Regions from separate parts of the Homo sapiens genome. Here regions 1, 2 and 3 are each linked to region 4. Evidence: chromatin contacts called from ENCODE Hi-C or POLR2A ChIA-PET data. All regions are on one chromosome and are shown on one strand. Each heading gives the region's core, a stretch centred on a gene start or an enhancer-like site at or near the end of the contact. The rest is flanking DNA. Distances are from core to core; before and after follow the strand shown.

The links. Hi-C counts contacts between places; a loop is a spot of excess contacts on that map. ChIA-PET counts read pairs that join two places held with the same protein, here RNA polymerase II (POLR2A). Pooled maps may share reads with other maps.
Region 1: a loop to region 4 is called in a pooled map, with 7 times the contacts of the local background. The contact joins the promoter of TSPAN14 here to the promoter of CERNA2 in region 4. A Hi-C loop is called at or near these places in 7 of 37 single-sample maps with no recorded cell type and 4 of 50 pooled maps. POLR2A ChIA-PET finds 5 or more read pairs at or near these places in 1 of 52 experiments (OCI-LY7).
Region 2: a loop to region 4 is called in a map with no recorded cell type, with 11 times the contacts of the local background. The contact joins the enhancer-like site here to the promoter of CERNA2 in region 4. A Hi-C loop is called at or near these places in 7 of 37 single-sample maps with no recorded cell type and 3 of 50 pooled maps. POLR2A ChIA-PET finds 5 or more read pairs at or near these places in 1 of 52 experiments (GM12878).
Region 3: a loop to region 4 is called in a map with no recorded cell type, with 6 times the contacts of the local background. The contact joins the promoter of ANXA11 here to the promoter of CERNA2 in region 4. A Hi-C loop is called at or near these places in 5 of 37 single-sample maps with no recorded cell type and 2 of 50 pooled maps.

What each region holds. Positions count from the first base shown.
Region 1 is chr10:80,450,897-80,455,692 of GRCh38, forward strand. It overlaps TSPAN14 (tetraspanin 14), which reads left to right and starts at 3,414. Exons shown (of 9, transcript NM_030927.4): 1 at 3,414-3,475. RefSeq lists enhancers at 2,770-2,979, 3,723-4,240, 4,190-4,449, 4,480-4,529 and a silencer at 3,010-4,059.
Region 2 is chr10:79,247,234-79,251,398 of GRCh38, forward strand. All of the region lies in intron 7 of ZMIZ1 (zinc finger MIZ-type containing 1), which reads left to right. Among named protein-coding and RNA genes, the nearest start is that of PPIF, 98 kb to the right of the region's middle. RefSeq lists a silencer at 59-128, enhancers at 821-1,735, 1,736-2,649, 1,899-1,948, 3,359-3,438 and a cis regulatory region at 1,114-1,614. Within about 2 kb of position 1,343, at least 28 of the 41 ENCODE cell types and tissues checked have a DNase peak (open chromatin) inside an H3K27ac peak, as active enhancers do; they include GM12878, where a contact is called at or near this core.
Region 3 is chr10:80,204,176-80,208,495 of GRCh38, forward strand. It overlaps ANXA11 (annexin A11), which reads right to left and starts at 1,362. Exons shown (of 16, transcript NM_145868.2): 1 at 1,168-1,362. It overlaps LINC00857 (long intergenic non-protein coding RNA 857), which reads left to right and starts at 3,535. Exons shown (of 2, transcript NR_038464.1): 1 at 3,535-4,056. RefSeq lists a silencer at 706-1,585 and enhancers at 2,360-3,001, 2,772-3,971, 3,002-3,643.
Region 4 is chr10:84,168,951-84,173,325 of GRCh38, forward strand. It overlaps CERNA2 (competing endogenous lncRNA 2 for microRNA let-7b), which reads right to left and starts at 3,126. Exons shown (of 2, transcript NR_134505.1): 1 at 2,772-3,126. RefSeq lists enhancers at 2,445-2,946, 2,861-2,910, 3,261-3,500, 4,321-4,370.

The sequences.
Region 1 (4,796 bases), core at 2,164-4,663, 3.7 Mb before region 4:
ACCCTATCTCCTTTCACCTGCTCTTCCTATCATGGCCCCTGCCTTCTTCTTAGATCATTCCTATCAGTGTGCAAGCCTGCTTCAGTGACTCCCATATTTTAACAAACCCCTCTTTATTCCAACAAATGTTAGAATTAGATGTGGCTACATGTGCCATAAAACAGAGGATTAAACAAGACAGAAATGTCCTTCTCCCATAAAGAAAGTCAAGAGGTAGTAGTCCAAATGTGTGGTGGCTCCCTACACATTAGCATCCACATTTATTCTCACTTCCACTAACATCCTCAACACTTTGGCTTCCACTTAAGATCCAATATGGATGCTTGAGCTCCAGCTATCTATTAATATATCCTAGTGGGCAGGAAAGAGTAAAGCACATGACTTCCCTTTAAAGCCAGTTTTGAATTTGCACATGGACTCCTACACTTACTTCCTATTGGGAGGAATGAAGTGTAGCTGCAAGAGAGGCTGAGAAACTTGCCTTTATTCTGGGAAGCCATGTGGCCAGACAGAATTAGAAATTCTATGAAGGGAAGAGAGAATTACTACTAGGGGCATCTAGCAATCTCTACCAAAGCATCCTATGCTTCCGTATCCTTTCTAGATCCCTCCCAGTTCTCCATTCCCTGTTAGACAAGTTGTGCAAATATGGTAGCTCTACCACAGCATGGCTTCCACCACTACTCCAGGAACACTGCCCTCATCATGTTCACCAATTGCCTTCATGTTGCCAGAGCCAACAGGTCCCAGTCCTCATCTTACCTGATCTCTAAGCAGTGTCTAACACAGCTGACAACTGCTTTCTGGAAACATTTTCTCAGTCTCTGGGATACTCCTGATTCTCCTTCTGCCTCCCCAGTCTCTTTTTCAGTCTTCTTGCCTGCTTTGGTTCCCCTGGGTCCCTCCTGAACTCTCTCCTCTTCTGCATCTACTCCCTCACCCTGTGTGTCCTTCTCAGATCCCGTGGCCTTGAGCATCTTTATGCTGATGTATCCCAAAGCCCCTCTCCCGCCCTGGCCTCTCTTCTGAGTTCCTAGTGATGAGATAACCCCGCTGGTTCTCTAACAGGCATCTGAAGCTCCATGTGGCTTGAACAGAATTCCTGATGTAACTCCCTGAGATGTGGTTCATGCTTTTTGATCCAATAAATGAAGCACTATCCACCCACTTACCCCAGCCAGAAACTTGAGTTATCTTTGGTTTCTCCATTTCCTGCCCCCATGTCCTTCCTATCAATGTGTCCTCTTAAGTCCAAAATAGCATCTCTCAACTACTCATCTTAGCATGACCACCACTTTGGTTCAAACCACCATCATCTTTGGCCTGGATTGTGGCAAGCCTAATTGGCTCCCTGCTTTTATTTTTGCCTGACACCCACACACAGCCTTAAATCAGAACATGTTAGTCTTCTGCATAAAACCCTTCCAAGGCTCAACAAAGTCTCCATTCTTTGACACAGCCCACAGGCCCTGCATGCTTTGGCCCCCACCCACCTTCTCACTCCATCCTGGGCCTCTTCCCCTAGGCTTAAAACTTCAGCCACACTGATTTTCTTTCAGTTCCCTGACCCATCCAGAACTTACCCTGAAAAGGCACCTACTGCTCTCAGCGAGGAATGTCTCTGCCCAACTTTTCCCAAGGCTAACTCCTTACTCTTTTGACTTCAATTTCAGCATCGCCTCCTCACTTTCCCTGACTGCTTCATCTAAGGTAGCTTTTATTCTCTATTCTAGCCCCTTGTTTTTGTCCCAGCCTTTACTTCAACTTGTGATTATGTATTTGTCTTCTCCACTAAAAATTAACTTTATTGGGCAAAAGGCCTCAGCTGTCTTGTTCACTGAAGTATCCCACCATGCACACAGGGCCTGGCATATTATCAGGCACTCAGACAAACACTCACTATCTGCTGAATGAATGGACAGGTTCCCAGGGAGTTTCCAGAGCTGCCTGGGCTGTCACAGACAGGTTGCATCCCTCTTAATTAAACAAACAAATAAAATTAGCCAGGCACCGTGGCTCATGCGTGTAATTCCAGCACTCTGGGAGGCAGAGGCGGAAGGATTGCTTAAGCCCAGGAATTTAAGACCATCACTGGCAACACAGCAAGATCTCGTCTCTACAAAAAAAAAAAAAAAAAAATTAGCTAGGTGTGGTGGCCTGCACCTGTGGTCCCAGCTACTTGGGGAAGCTGAGGCGGGAGGTCGAGGCTGCAGTGAGCCATGGTCATGCCACTGCACTCCAGCCTGGGTGACAAAGCGATACCTTAGCTCAAAAAACAACCCAAACAAACCTGGGAATGGACTGAACAGTCTCCATTTCAAGATTTCCTCCTTCCATTGGAATTAACCTGTTGGTTGCTTGTACTGGCATGTGGCAACCAGTCTTAGCCCAGTTTTAATAGATCCCTGTTTGGTGTTACTCAACAGAGAAGACCACTCGGCCCTCAGCCACCGAATAAGTTTAAGAAACAGAGGTGTGGCATGCTTCATTCTACAGGTAGGGAGGCTGAGGCTGGGGAGCCGCCCCTGGCTATCCCTGGAAACCCCTCTACCCCACAGGAATCGTCCCAGCCATCTCTTTAGCGTAAAGGTGAGGAACAAATCTCAGCCACGATCCAAAGAGGGGCGCCACCCCTGGCTGTCCCTGGAAACCCCCCTACACCACAAGAATCGTCCCAGCCACCTCTTTAGCGTAAAGGTTAGGAAGAAATCTCAGCCACGATCCAAAGAAAGCTTGGTATTTTTAGCACCAAGGCCAGAAGGAGCGTGTCCTTACTCCTTGGTTTACAAAGAAATAAAAACCTTTTCCCCATCCTTCTTTTGATTGAAGACTACCCCCGCCCCCAGGCTCCAAAGCCGGGCAGGAACGCCTCTTATCTCCACCACAGCCATTTTCCTAATCCTTCGCCCGCTCTCCACGGTCATCCCGTGTATCCCTCGAGACGCCGCCTCCCACAGCTCGTGCTTCTCCCAGGTTCGGCTCCGACAAGGCCAGAGCGGCGTCTGCGCAGCGCAACGGCTCAGAGCGCTCCCGGCGGCTACAAGTGCCCGGCCCCGGGCCAGGCCCGGCCTGCGCCGCGCACCCACTGGGAGGGCGCGGACCGGGGCCGCCCCAAGCCTCCGGCACCGCCCAGAGCGGGACAAAGGGGCGGGCCGGCGACCCGGCCTCGCGGTCCCCGGTGCCGCGCGGGCCGGGAGGCGGGGTGCGGTGGGGGAGGGGCGAGGCGGCTGGGGGAGGGGCGGGGCCAGGGCGGGCCCAGGCGCCCGGGGCCGCACCGGGCGGCGCAGGGAAGCGGCGCCCCTTCCTCGGCAGACGGCAGGCGCCGCGCCTCCGGCCCCGCCCCTCCGCGCCCCTCCGCGCCCCGCCCCCGCCGCTCGGACGGCCCGAGTCGCGCCCTCCCGCCCCGCGCCGCGGAACTTGCTCTAACTTCCTCGGCCGAGCCGGGCCGCGCCGCCGCTGCCGCCGCCGCGCGCGGGTGAGTAGAGCGCGGAGACCTGGCTGGGGCGTCGGGCCCTGCCCCTTTCTTTGTCTGAGGCCGACTTCCCCGAGCGTTCTCCGGGGGCGAGGGCTGCTCCTTAGGTCCCTGTTTGGCCCCTCAGCCTCCCTCCCCGCCTGCCCAGGAGCGGCCCCGCGGGCGGCGCTGGCTTTGTCTGCCAGGATTGCTCGCTAGAGGTTGGAGGCCTCCGCCGGGACCCCGCTGAGCCGAACTCCGGCGCCGCGCGGACGAGAGCCGCGGCGGGCCCGGGGCCGGCACTCCTGGTTCGGTAGCCCTCGCCCCATCAGCGCGCCCCGGCGAGTGCGCGCCCGTGCCGGGCGGGGTGAGGGCGACGGGAGCCTGGACGGCCGCTGCTGCTCGGGGCTCTGCTTCTCGTCCCCAGCAGCGAGCTCGGGGATGGGCCACCCTTTCGGCTCAGTCACCCACCCTCGGCTCCCAGGAGATCGGGTCCGGGGTGGGGGTGGGCGTAGGCCGGGGCGGGCCGCCCCTTCCTCCTGCCCCGCCGTGGTTGTGCTCAGTCTCCCACGCCGCCGTGGGTCCCACTCTGCCCGGCTTGGGTTTGGGACGGCCGGAGTTTGAGTAGGCGGTGACCCAGCTTCTCCGCGTTAGTCGTGTGGGGTTGTGTTTGGGAGCAAAGCCTGACCCCTGACCTAGCCGGAGTTCTGGTAGAGTGAGGTTTGTGGCTGCGGACTGTGCTTGTCCCGGGCCGCTGCTGCTTCTCCTCCACCCCCAGGGGTGGGGTGCGGGTGGGTAGGAAGTGCCTGTGTGAGGGTGTGTGGAGGGACTTTGGCCCTGGGACCGCAGGAGCACTTGTCTTGGGGACTTAAAGTTGATCTCCGGCGAGAAACAGTCCGTGCTAGGGGGAGTCGGGGGAAGTCGTGGGCCCGGGTACTGGCCTGGGGCTGGGCGCAGAGCGGTGGTGAGTGCGGCGGTGTCACACACTCGTTGGCTGTGCTGGCGCTGCTATCCGGGAGGTCAGGCGGTGCTGGGCGGCTGTGCAGAGCATTGTATTGGAGCCTCTGCAGGTGTGCTCTTGGCAGTGGTCTGCTCTCCAGGGGATCTTCCTCCCTTCCGAGAGGGAGTTGCTCTTGGGCTAGTGAGAGAGTGGCCTGCCAAATCCTCAAAAGTAGCCTTCCCCTTGCCCCTTGACCTTGAAGTCCAGAAGCAGTTAGTGCCTGCTGAGTGCTCCGGCCACCCTTCTCTATTTGTGAAGGGAAACCTGGGGACAGGCCATCGGAGCACCCCTATGTCCTTGCCACATTTCAGCTAGCCGAGTGGTTGGTGGGGGCGGCCGTCTTTC
Region 2 (4,165 bases), core at 93-2,592, 4.9 Mb before region 4:
GACACTCTCAGGTTTCCAGTCCTCTAGAGGGAGAAAATGGTCAGGGGCGGGGCACTGATGAGGCCTTTCCGGGGAGCCCTTCCAGGACCCATAGTGAGTCCCTCGGGGAAGCTCACAGTGTCCTTGTTCCCCAGGATCTGATGGGCTGTGTGCCTTTCCAAACTGATGCACAGAGCTGGGAGCTACCCCCATCACCCAGAGTACTGGGCGTGAGGACCCCTGGGTGGGCCAAGCAGGCAGTCTGCTGTCCCCCTGCCTGGCCAGGCTCAGGAAGTATGACCCTTTTCCTCCCTCTCAGTAGCCCCAGCCATGGCCCTGACTTCTCCTTAGAGCCACCCTGGGGCTTCTCTAAGCCGCAGAGACCCTGCTGGGTTCCCCAACTGCTCCCACCCCCCGTAGGGTGAGGCCAGGCCTTAGAAGTGCCTGGCCTGGGGCAGTGGTGCTGCTTTGTGTGTACTGGGTGAATGGAGAACAGGGGATTTAGCCAGGACACTCACATTTTCTGAGACTGAGGCTCCCAAACCACCCTGGAGAGTTGTTGGGTCTGAGGGGAGGCCCGGCCCCTGTGATTTGGCTTGTAAAGCTCCCCAGATAATTCTGATGCTATTGGTAGAATCATGGCTCCCAACACTAGCCCTGAAGTGATTGTATCTGTAGTCTGGTGCCAAATTAGTGTGTGACCTTTGGCAAGTCACTTCCCCTCTGGGGGCCTGAGTGTCTCATCTCTGCCTCATCTTTATCTCATCTCTAAAAGGTAGACTCCACTCCAGGGCCTCAATACCAGCCCTGTGCCAGAGAGGTGGGGAGAGAGGAAAGTGAGAAAGAAGCTTGGGCCATGTCTTTGGGTGCCACCACCCGCATCTGGGTGTGCAGTGGGAAATATTAGGGTGCAGCACGGCAAGAGAGAATTAGATGAACAGAGGCCTATGCTCTACACCCCAAGAGCTATAGAAGGAAGAGGGGAAAATGGTGACTTTCAGGCTGGAGCGGCCTGAAACACTTCCCAGGTGAAACTTGATTTTGGAAATGGGCAGGATGAGAAAGGACTGTTGGGTGGGAGGACTAGTAGCTGCGAAGGCTTGGAAACCAGGAGAGGTATGGCGCTTGATGAGAAAGGAGGATGTCCCTCCAGATGGCAGGGGGGAGGTTAGCAGGAGCTCGAGGAGAGGTTGAGTGAGGCTGCTGCAACACCTTCAGGGCAGTGGGGAGCCATCAAAGGCTTTGGAGCCTCAGAGGCACTGGGACTCCTCCTGCTTCTAGGAGCAGGGCTGCTGCTGAGTAGCAGGCAGGAATCGGGCATAGAAGTTGGGAGTAGTGCGAGGTCGGCGTCCTGCTGTGGGAATGTCCCTGCCCCTGCTGACGCAATGGAAAGCCTCGTCTTGTTTCAGGGTTCCTGTTTTGTGGTTGCCCATGGTGGGGGGCGAGGGCAGCCAGCTCTGCCTTCTGAGGAGCTCCGGGAACTGGATGGAGCTTGTCCAGACCTCCCCACAACAGTCCTCTGCTCTCCTGGAAAAGAGAGGCAGTCCTGTTTGTGGAGTCTCTCCCTAGTCCCTCGGGGGATTCTAGCCAGGCCCAGGAGGCTTTAAATCAATGTGTGCATTTCCCTGGGGCTGGGACTGGAGTGGATGGGTGCCAGCGGGTAGTCTCTGGGCTTGCAGAGTTGGTCTCCCACCCTCCCAGGGCTCCAGTGTTGAATCCCTGCTCCCTGGGTCAGAGCCTGAGGCACTAGTGATTTACCAGCTCCCTGTCTGCCTCCCAAGAGCTTATGATCTGATGGGCAGCTTCACTGTGCGCAGAAGATTTAGCAAGGTCTGGTTCAACCCCTGTGTGTGGGAGGCCAGGACTGTGAAAAAATGGGGGGCATGTTTCAGAGAGGAAGGAAAAAGGAAGCCCAAGGAGCCCTTTTTCCTGCCTCTCACTTCTGCTGCTTCCAGGCCCAGCTCTAATGCCATGGCATGGCCCAGGAAGCTTTCCCTGGATCCCCACACCCAGCGTCCGGGGCCACTGTCTCCTTGCGGTCCTTAGCTCCTGTGCACATCCAGGATCCAGCGCTGTACATCAGTAGCTTCCTGTCATCCCTTGCCCACCTGGGTGTCAGCCCACTACACTGACTTGAAGGACAGGCGGTTCGTGACTTGCATCCACGCTGGGTGCTGCGTAAATGTCTGTCAGATGGCCAGCCCGGAGCATGAGGACATGGCGGCCCTGGTCACCCAGGCAGGAATTGAAAGGCTCGAGGTCTTGGCCCAGCTCTGGCTCCCCAGCTTGTCTGTGTGATGTGAGGGGTGCCTGCCTTTCTTGAGGTCCCTGCTTGTAAGGAGCAGCGTGGGATTTACTGTGCTGTCCAGTATAGCAGCCACACATGTATTTAAATGTACATTAGTAAAATTAAATGAAGTTTTCAGTTCCTCAGTCACAGTAGTCACATTTCACGGGCTAGTGGCTACCAGATTGGACAGTGCAGTGGTGGAATGTTCCCATCATGGTAGAAAGATCTGTTGGCAGTGCTGTGCCTGAAGTGGTCACTCTGTGGCCCGCGGGCCTACCCTGTTGGCAGCTCTGGTGACTGCTCCTCTCCCTTTCCCCCCAATGCACGAGGGACCTCCCTGCCCAACTACCCGGGGCTCTTAAAATGGGGCCACCCGGTGTCCTTCCCAAGCCAGTGTCAGACAGTAATTATGAAACCCACATCTGTCATTTACCAGGTGACTTTGAGTAAGTCACCAAGGTTCTCTGAGCCTCTGTTTCCTGATCAGTGCAGTAGAGCTACTTGTCCCTGCCTGGCAGGGTTGCAGTGGGGAGTAAATGAGATGGGGCTAAAAGGCGCTTAGGTTGGTATCTGGCCCATAGTAACGTCTCAGTAGCTGGCAGCTTTCATCACTGTCAGGTGGATTCATCCCCTCGCAGCATGGGCTTAGTTCCAAAACTGGCTGGGCATTAGGTTCCCCTCAAGTTCCTGAGCCCGAGACTGGGTTCTCTCCACCCAGCTCCACCACCAGCCCCCTTCTGTCTGAGCCTCAGTTTTCTCATCTGTACAGTACTCCTGCCTGTCCTTGCCCTGTGTTGCAGCTGGAGACCTTGCTGTGCCCTGTGGAGGGTGGTGCCATCTGGGGGCTTATCCCTCCTTCCAGCATGGCCACTGTAACAGGAGAGCCTGAGAAGGTCAGGGGACAGAGGGGCACAAGTGTGCTTGCCACTTGTCTGTCCCAGAGAGAAGCTGCCTGGCTGTCCCTCCGGCAGCCATCAGGGAGGTCCTAGCATGTGTCAGCTCTGGAGGAAGTAAGCGTGGCCGGCACCCACGTGCCCACTTTCATTTCCCTCTTGGGGAATGAGAGGTGAGAGTCTGCACCCTGGACTTCTGAAGCCCGCCAGTGATTTGCACAAGGACTTCTTCCTTGAGGTCTACCCATAGTTTGTCAGGGTCTGTGAGCCCCTGCATTTCTGGGCAGAGGGTCTGTGAGTCGAGCCATGTTGAGGTGGCCCTTGGGGTCCAGCCATCCTAGTGAGAGTGGGCTTGCAGAATAAGGACTGTGAGTCCAGCCTTGGCTTTCAGGTGCCCAAAGGGTGCCTGGAGAACCCCTCGCTGAGAGGAAATTCTGGGAGCTGGGGAAGGGTCCCAGGAGCCAACACACGGCTTCTTGTCAAACCCTAGGTCCTGGCACCCACGGTGTCCTTGGTGTCGGGATGGGTACTGGGAGACAGAACAGCCTTCAGGCGCAAGGCCGGAAGACCATCCTGGGGAACAGACCACGCGCAGGGAGAAGGCACAGGAAGCTGGGGGGCCAAAAGGGGAGGGGCTTGCTGGGGACTTGTGGCCATTGTAGAGATCGAGGAGGTGAAGACTGGGCACTGCACTGAATTGGGGGTTTCCAGGTGGGGATGGGATGGCCCTCCTGTGGCTCCCCACTGTTAGGAGCGAGAGGCCCTCACCCCACAAAGGTGCCCTCCCAAGCTTGCTCCCTACGTCTGTCCCCCTCCTCTCCTGTCTTCTCCACACACCGGGACCTCTCACCCTGTCTAAGCCTCAGTTTCCTCATCTGTAGAACCGGAGACTAGTACTCATCCCCTAGGGCTGTGGGAGGATTAAAGAGCTCATTCCAGCCAGCACCTTGAGCACAGTGCTGGGATCTCATCGCCCCTGAGCAAACATGAGCTACCCTTCCTG
Region 3 (4,320 bases), core at 112-2,611, 4.0 Mb before region 4:
TATGCAGGAGCCTGAAGTAGTGGGCACCCAATGCCAGGGCAACAAACTGCCCTGGCACCTCACCTGGCCTCTCTTATCAGGGAACACCTTGCAGCACAAAGAATGCCTTGAGGAAAGGGGCCCTGTTAATCCCCTGGAATCCCCAACAATTGACTGCCGCATAAAAGGAATGAGGAAAGCAATGAGAGCCAGTGAAGGGTGAGCATACCAGGCCCTGCCCTGCAAACCTAGTCCCTGTTGCGTGGGCAGGGCAGGGCAGGGCAGGGCAGGGGCTCGGCCTCACAGCTCCACTCCATGCCCAGCGCAGAGAACAGAGGGGAGAGCTACCACAAACGCCGAATCTCTACAGAGAGGTCAAGGATTGGAGGGCAGAGACAGAAATGCCCCGGGCTGACTGTTTCCAGCTTGGGCTAGCACTGGCTGGCTTAACTTTTCCCCTCCAAAGTCTCTAGGTAACAAACTTCGCGTGTCTCCTTTAAACCAACAGACCATTTTACCTAAGTCTTAAGGGCCTGGCCTGCACCCATGGGAGATACAAGTCCAGGAATCCCTTCCTGAAACTGGGGATCAAGGTTGGGGAAGGGGCGAAGGCACGCACAGCACCTGGGATGGCTCCCGCATTCCCTCAAACACTGGGGAGAGTTCCTTACAAATAAACTGCAATGGTAGCAGCTCCCAGGAATGTGCGTGCTCCCAGTTTCGGAGGAAAGTTCCTGAAGATAGCCTTCTCTGCTTAATCTCCCCAAGCCTCGCCTAGAAGGGCGCGCGCACCCTGGAGGGCTCCGCAGGGCTGCGGGGCCGGGCCTCCGGCACCCCTCCCGCCACCCGTTGCCTCCTGCGCCCAGGGTCACGGCCCCTGGCCCTACCCAGGCCCAGACTGAGACCCCGACCCCTGAGCCCGGGGGGACGGCGAGTGCACCCCGACCACACATGAGGGAGCAGCCCCAGACGCCGAGGCTGATCTAGGGGGCTGCCAGGCCGACACGGCCCGCCCGCGACCCGCCGACGCCCTCCCCTGCCCCCCACCCCCACGCCTGTAGTGCAACCAGGAAGCCGCAGGGCCGCGCTGGGCTGGGCGCCAGGCAGCCCCGGGCCTCACCCGCGGCGCCGCGGTGCACTGCCGCCGCCTGGTCCCAGGCCCCCAGCCGGCTCGGGACCCTCACTCACCTGGCCACGGGGACTCCGGACGCGAGGGGCGAAATGGGACGTGGGCGGGAGTGGCTCTCTCCGCGGGCGTCCCGGGCGCGGCGCCTGGGTTCTGCCTAGGGGCTGGGTCCCACTCCCGCTCGCGGGGCCCGCGGGGCACTCGGGGCACTGGGGAGCCGCGGGCGCAGCAGCCGTCAGCGCCGGGCGGAAAACTCCGCGGGCGCGGCTGCCCCAGGTGCCAGAGGCAGTGCAAGGGAGGGGCGGGGCCTGAGCGCGGCCCCGCCCCCAAGATGAGGACTGGGCACGGCGGGCCCGCGAGGAGCAGCAGCCTTCCGGCTGCGGAGCTGCTCCAGGAAGTCTCGGGCTCCGGAGGTCCCTCTGCCGCCCCTAACCCCTGCGGCGCCCAGTGCCGCGCAGAGCCGCATTCGCCCTCCTGCAGGGGTGGGCATTTCCTAAGTCCTCTCCAGCCCCGTGTGCGTCGGTTAGTGACTCTCTTTAAGGTCGAGAAAACTTTTTACACTGAAAAGGTCAAACGCATTTCCTTTATAGCAACACTCGGTGGTGGTGGAGGGGGGAAGGTCACGCACAGTATGTGAGGAAGGGAGCGGTCAGTGACTATCGTGGAGAAACCTGACAAACCACCCAGCCGTCAAGGTGACCTCGACAGGGGTAAATCATACTGATTGCATGCACCGCTTGTGGTCTTCCTCCCAAGAACACCTAACCCCACTGTAATCATGAGGAAAACATCACAAATCAATTGAGGCCCTTGCCATATACATGACCAGTACTCCTGAAAACTAGCAAGGTCATCAAAAACAAGGAAAGTCTAGGACACTGTCACAGCCAAGAGGAACCCACGGAGATATAAAAATGACTTAAGATGTTAATAATAGGAAAAGCCCGGGTTTATGAGAATTCCCTGTATTCACACTTTTTCTGTAAATCTAAAGATGTTCTAAAAATAAAGCATATTTTTAAAAGGTCACCCAGGTAATATATGCATATATGGTAGGTATACAATTTTTTTTTTTAATGAGTGGTGGCTGACGCCTGTAATCTCAGCACTTTGGAAGGCCAAGACAGGAGGATGGCTTGAAGACAGGGCTTCCAGACTAGCCTGGGCAACATAGTGAGACCCAGTCTCTAAAAAACTAAAAATAAAAAATTCAAAAAATGAGTAAAAATTGAGATTCACTCTTCCCTCCACTCCCCCAGCCCACTCTTAGGTGTGTCCTTCCAAATATCTCTCTTTAACACTGTGTGTGTGTGTTTACATAAACGTATTGTTTACAAAACGATATTGCAGTACTTTTCTGCAACATGTTTTTTTACTCACTATATCTTGGAGGGTCTTTCCATACAAGTGCTCCTGAACAGACCTGGTTCTTCCCATCCACTGCACACTGCGCGCCATCGTGCGCTTCACCATTCTTCATTACCTAGCTCCTTACTGAAGGACATTTAGGTTGTTGCCTATGTTTGGCTGTTACAAACAAGCTGCTGGTTCGATTTTCCTTTTTTTTTTTTTTTTTCTGAGACGGAGTCTCGATCTGTCGCCCAGGCTGGAGTGCAGTGGCGCGATCTCGGCTCACTGCAACTTCCGCCTCCCGGGTTCAAGCGATTCTCCTGCCTCGGCCTCCTGAGTTGCTGGATCTACAGATGCCCACCACCACGCCCGGCTAATTTTCATTTTTAGTAGAGACGGGGTTTCACTATGTTGGCCAAGCTGTTCTCGAACTCCTAGGCTCAAATGATCCGCCCGCCTCGGCCTCCCAAAGTGCTGGGATTACAGGCGTGAGCCACCGCGCCCGGCCCGATTTGCGTTTTAAAGTCGCTCTGAACAATAAAATCCGGAAGGACTGGAGGGGAGGCTCCGACCTTCTCCCTGTCTGGGCAGGTGTGCTGGTGCCGGGCAGGAACGGTGCCTTGGGACAGCCTGGCCCCGGCCTCACAACGGGCCCCGGGCGCTCAGTCATATTCCGTGGCCGCTCCAACACCCCCTACCCCCACCAGCAGGCGCGGCTCTCTTTCGGGGCTGGACTGCATTTTTTGGACATGAGTCGGCGAGTGAGGGTGAAACTCAGGCCAAAGTCTCCAGAGCCGCTCGGAGAAAACGCTGCCTGGAACAGAAGAGCAGAGGATCAGAGGCACCACCAGAGACTCTCAGAGTGGGTTATTACCCTGGTGGGGGCGCCTGCTGCGGCGTAGGAGATGGCGGGACTGGGGGCGCGGGTGTGAAGCCCCCAAGAAATCTGTGTGAATTTCCTGGGGAGGTAAGGTCTCCAGGCGCTCTCTCTGGGCCCGGGGATTGGTCCGGGAAGGTCTCCTGGCGCCTACCCAGCCCCCACTGCCTGGACGCCTGCGCCTGCTCTGCCGCCCCACAGCGACCGCGAAGGCCAGCTTCTTCGAAAGGCCCATTTTTCTCCGTGGCTGAGCGAATGCTCCTAGAATACCACGTTTATAATAAATCATGTAGGGTGGAATTCCTGCTGGATGTATACACCTTTCTGCATCAGAGCTCTTCAAACCCAGAATGGTGAATAGCTACCCCTGGGCTTACCCTTTTATAATTTTCAACAAACCTGCGTTTAGCCCCGGCTAGGTGCCAGCAAGTTGCTAGGGACTGAGGAGGCTCTGCAGAGGACCCGAGCTGAGGCCCTAATCCTCAAGGCCAATGGCAGGGGTCACCGCCCAGGCACCCCCAGAGAACGCGGTGTGAAGGAAAAGACACCAAACTCGGTGTTCAAATGTGTGGGATCTATTCTAGTTCTGATTCTGACACTTGCAAGTCATGCATCCTCCGAGCCTCGGCTTTCTCACCTATAAAATCTTCAACGTGACCTATAAAAATCCATAAAATCACCCCTGCTTCATTGTTTCCCAGGGCTCATAGAAACATCATACAAGGTAAGGGAAGGTGAGTGCACTGTAAAAAATGGTGACGTGCTATATAGCTCTGAGTAGTATGGTATATAAGCTTCCTTTTTAAAAATTTTAATTTTAGGGCCAGTGTTGGGATTACGGGTGTGAGTTACCGCACCCGGCCTCTTTTGTTGTTTTCTAATAAGTATATATGACTATCATTTCCCTCAAAAGTCTGCTTTAGCTGAATATCACAAGTTTTAATATGCTATGCTTTTGTTATCACTTAGTTATACATATTTGGATTTT
Region 4 (4,375 bases), core at 1,876-4,375:
TTGCCTAAGAGTTAGCTTATTTGCTTCTTGTACTAACAGGGCCATTGCTGCCAGGGCCCTTGCACATGGGGGCCAGCCTTTGGAAACCCCATCAGTTGTTTTGAGAGATAGGCCACTGGCCTTGGCCAGGGCCCTACAGTCTGGGTTAAAACTCCAACTATCATTTTTTCTCTTTCTGACACATAGAGTGTAAAGAGTTTCATCAGGTCAGGTAGCCTCAGGGCTGGGGCCAACACAATTTTTTCTTTTAAATTCATGAAAAGCTCATTGCTGTTGGTTGTAATAGATGTAGTTTATCTAATCTGCATTTTTATTGACTGTCATCTACCAAGATATTGATTTAAATCTTGTAACTATTTGATTTCAAGCTTTAAATTGATCTGGTATTCCTTGCGGGGCTTCAATTGCATCTAAATAGATGTGAGAGTTGAAAGACCTATAAGGGGCTTCTCTCACTTTATGATTTTTATTTTATTTTATTTTTTTCTTCCTCTGGTTGATGAAGTGCCAGGGTAAAAGGGATAGCCAAATGGACTAAAGCACAAGTGCCACTCTAGTTATTCAGCAGAGTGCCCAGTAAAGGTCCACCACAATACCACCACACATCCACTCGGGGATGAACAAGGGCTGACTGATTGATAAGCTCTTGAAAATTCTTAAGCTCACTGCATCCCTTCAGGTCTCCAAGGAATGCTAAGTCTCCTCCCTGCCACGAGAGACAAGAAGTGAACTTAGCGTTGGGAGACAGAAGCTGGATGGCCTTCGGGGGCTGACCCTCAGGGACTTCAGGATATAGCAGAGAGAGCTTGGCATGACTTATTACTCCAGGCTGTAGAATCCTGGAAAACAGCTACCATGCAGCCCACGCCTGGTCGACTGGAGGACCACCTTAGTGGAAGGGGGACAATCAGGGCCTCTGGCCTGCCATGTGCACAAGCATAACAATTGCTTTTGTTTAATGTGCAGATGGAATATTTGATCCATTTCAACCAGGCATTTGCATCTTGGTATGCTGTCTTAATTTCCAAAGTTTGTTTTAAGTCTTTAACTTCTATGATCCTCTAGTAAAAGGAATGTTTCCTTTAGTACCTATTTTTATTAGTTTTTAGACCAAAGAAAGTTAAACACCATTTTATATTTAATAATGCTTCTTGTATGATTTTTATACCAGATAAGCTAAATTTTACCTTTATATTAGTGTGTTATTAATGTTAAACTTAATTTTAATAAAACCTTGTAGATATATTTATCCAATTTTTCATGTTTGACCATAAGGTGAGATTTTATAGACTCTTTTTAACCTTTTATAATTTTTGTTAAAGAGCAGGTTGATGCTTTAAGAAAAACCTGTTGCATTTTTACTTTAATGTCCAGTTCACAGAAAAGCTGGATGATACCTTTTTAACTTTAGCTAATATGTTTATACACAGAATTTTCTTTACAATTAAAGTTTTAAAACTTGCTTAAACTTTCAAAACAATAATTTTTTAACCTTTTAATGTTGGTAAAAATCCACATTCTTATGCCTCCTTATAATCTTTTTACCAAAGGTATATTTTACTATTTTTATACACCTTGCACATAAACTGTTTCTTCAATAGTAGTACTCAGGAGGCTTTTTTGCATAAATTTTTTTATAACATTTTTTCTTTCACAACTTTCGCCGACAATTCTTCAACATGCCTCAACTTTCTGACTTATTACAAACATTTTTTTTCTTTAAACAACCAGTTAATTTATTTCAGGACAAGAATTTACCATATAACACTCTTTTTACATAAATTCTGCCTCCCCCCCGCTTTTTTTTTTGAAGATAACCATTCCTTTTTTTAAAGCGAACTTTCTTTATGTCTTTGGACTAGACTCTCTAAGGCCACAAGATTAGAAGTTACCACAATATATGTTATGCTGTTAACTTTTAGCAAACTTCACTTTTGTTGAAAACCTTGTAAGTTTGGGATTTCAATTATCCTTTGCTATTAATAAGACCTTGTTTAGTCTAAATTAACTTAGAATTGGTATAGATGGCCTCTTTTTTTTTTTTCTCTGCTGGTCTTTCCTTGCCTCTCCCAACTGCTTATGCTGCTGTTCTTTTAACTACTGTGGAGGGGAAGGGGGTCTAAAACCAGCTGTAACTGTCTATGTATGGAAACTGGTCTGGGTGCCTTGGCTTACAGGTTGCCCTGTGTCATACCGTTGAAACAAGGGACCTGTCCAGGCTTCTTTCTGATGACCAACCCACTCTAATGCTGGCCAGTCTATTTCACACAAAGTTCTAAGTTTTCCTGGTGTCACAGTAACATCGTAATCTCCCTTAAATTCTTTCTTGAAATTTTTATTTTTTTTAACATAGTTCCTAGTGGGGTGGGCTTATTTTTGCCTGACCCATGCTTCTTCAAGACAAAACACCATGTTCACACCACACACACACCACAAAACAAAAAACAGGTAAAAAGGGCACACACACACTTTTGCAGTTTACACCAAACCAAAATCAGAGTATCCAGAAATCCAAGCCAGGTCAAAACTAAAACCAAAGTATCACACAATCTAAGTCAAGTCAAAACCAGAACAAAAGTGTCAATGCAGGCATGCCGTGGGTGATCAGGCCATGTTTCCACCCAGATGGAGTAGGGCAAGTTCCAAAGACTAGTCTTACCAACTCAAGCCAAGTCAAAACCAGAACAAAATGCCAATACAGGCACACTGTGGGTGATCAGGCCACGCTTCCACTCAGATGGAGTGGGGCAAGTTCCAAAGACTAGTCTTACCAAGTTGTAGATGTCCGGACTCCAAGTGCCAGTTCCTTCCTGGTGTTCAGCCACTGTGTTAATCTTCCGTGGGGGCCTGCTACACGCTGCTCTGGCAAGGCGTTCCATTGGGGCAATTGCCTACCCGGGAGCGCTCTTTGGATCACGTCACTCAGGCTGGCCGGAGTTCCCCTCACGGATGCTCCACAGGGCAGGCCTAAGCCGCCTAAGGGGCTGCCTCGGCCATCCGTCAGTCACCTCGTTTCCCAGTCAGGGAACCAAGAAATGTAGCAGGGTGAGCCGCAGACAAAACCTCTCAGACACTGAGTTGTAGAAGGCAGGGCTTTATTCAGCTGGGAGCATCGGCAAGCTACTGCCTTCAAATCTGAGCTCCCTGAATACACAATTTCTGTTCCTTTTAAGGGCTCACAACACTAAAGATTTCACATGAAAGGGTCGTGATTGATTTGAGCAAGCAGGCGGTACGTGACAGGGGCTGCATGCACCGGTGGTCAGAGAGAAACAGAACAGGGCAGGGAGTTTCACAATGTTCTTCTATACAATGTCTGGAATCTATGAATAACATTGGTTTTTAAGTTATGAGTTGATTTTTAACTACTGGGTTTAGTCCAGGCAGGCCCAGGCCTGGTTTCAGGCCTGGCGCCGGGCTGCCTGTCTTTGGTTTTACTTCCTTGTTTTTTCTTAAAAGAGGTACTGAGTATAAAACAATATAAAACAATATGAGAGGGTATCTCTCTTCCCTCAGTTTGGGAGTGGAGGTTTGAGAGCAGCCCAGGCAGAGGCTCATCAGGGTGCATGGGAAACATCCTAATTTCTTCCGAAAAATATTCCTCCTACCCACCACCTCTCATAGGCCCAGGGGCTCTGAACCCTCTGACACCATCTGAGGCCAGAGCCTAGCAAGTGTTCAGGCACCCATGCACCATTATTAAAGGGAACTCAGACCCACTCTGATGGAAAAGGAGCCCAAAGCATTCCTGTCATCAGTCTCTACCCGGCTGAAGGATCCCCCGGCCTCCCTTTTGCCAGTCTGATTCCTCTGCTGGTCCAGGAAGCCCACCATGACCTGGCCTACCATGCCAGGCCATCTCCGACCCAATCTTATTCCATCTCTGCAGAGTGTCCCCTCCCTCCCCCACCTTCTGACTGAGCAACCTACGTCCCCTTCCTTCAGTATAGACAGCACTTACAATGCTGTGAGACAGTCACTTGTCTGCACAGCTTCCTCCACCAACAGGAGCTCCTTGAGGCGAGGCACAGTGTCTTCTGTGTCCCTGGAGCCAAGCGCATGGCTCAGCCCAGGTCACGTGTCCAGTGAATGGGTGGCATCTGAGCCTCCTGCACCTGTGGTCAGACTTTCCCCCATGCCTGCCCTGGGCAGAGGCTCCTCTCTTCCAGGCCTTGTTCAGGGTGACCCTGTACTTGAAGTGTCTTCTCATTTCATCACTGTCTTAAACATCAAAGTCCACCTGTGGCCCCACCTCCTTTAAGAGCTGTGTGAGCACCTTGGTGCAGATGGCTTCTCATACATGCCTCAATACAGGCTTGTGAGAGAGATAGTCCTGTGCCCATTTCACAGATGGGAAGCCGACTCAAAGACATTC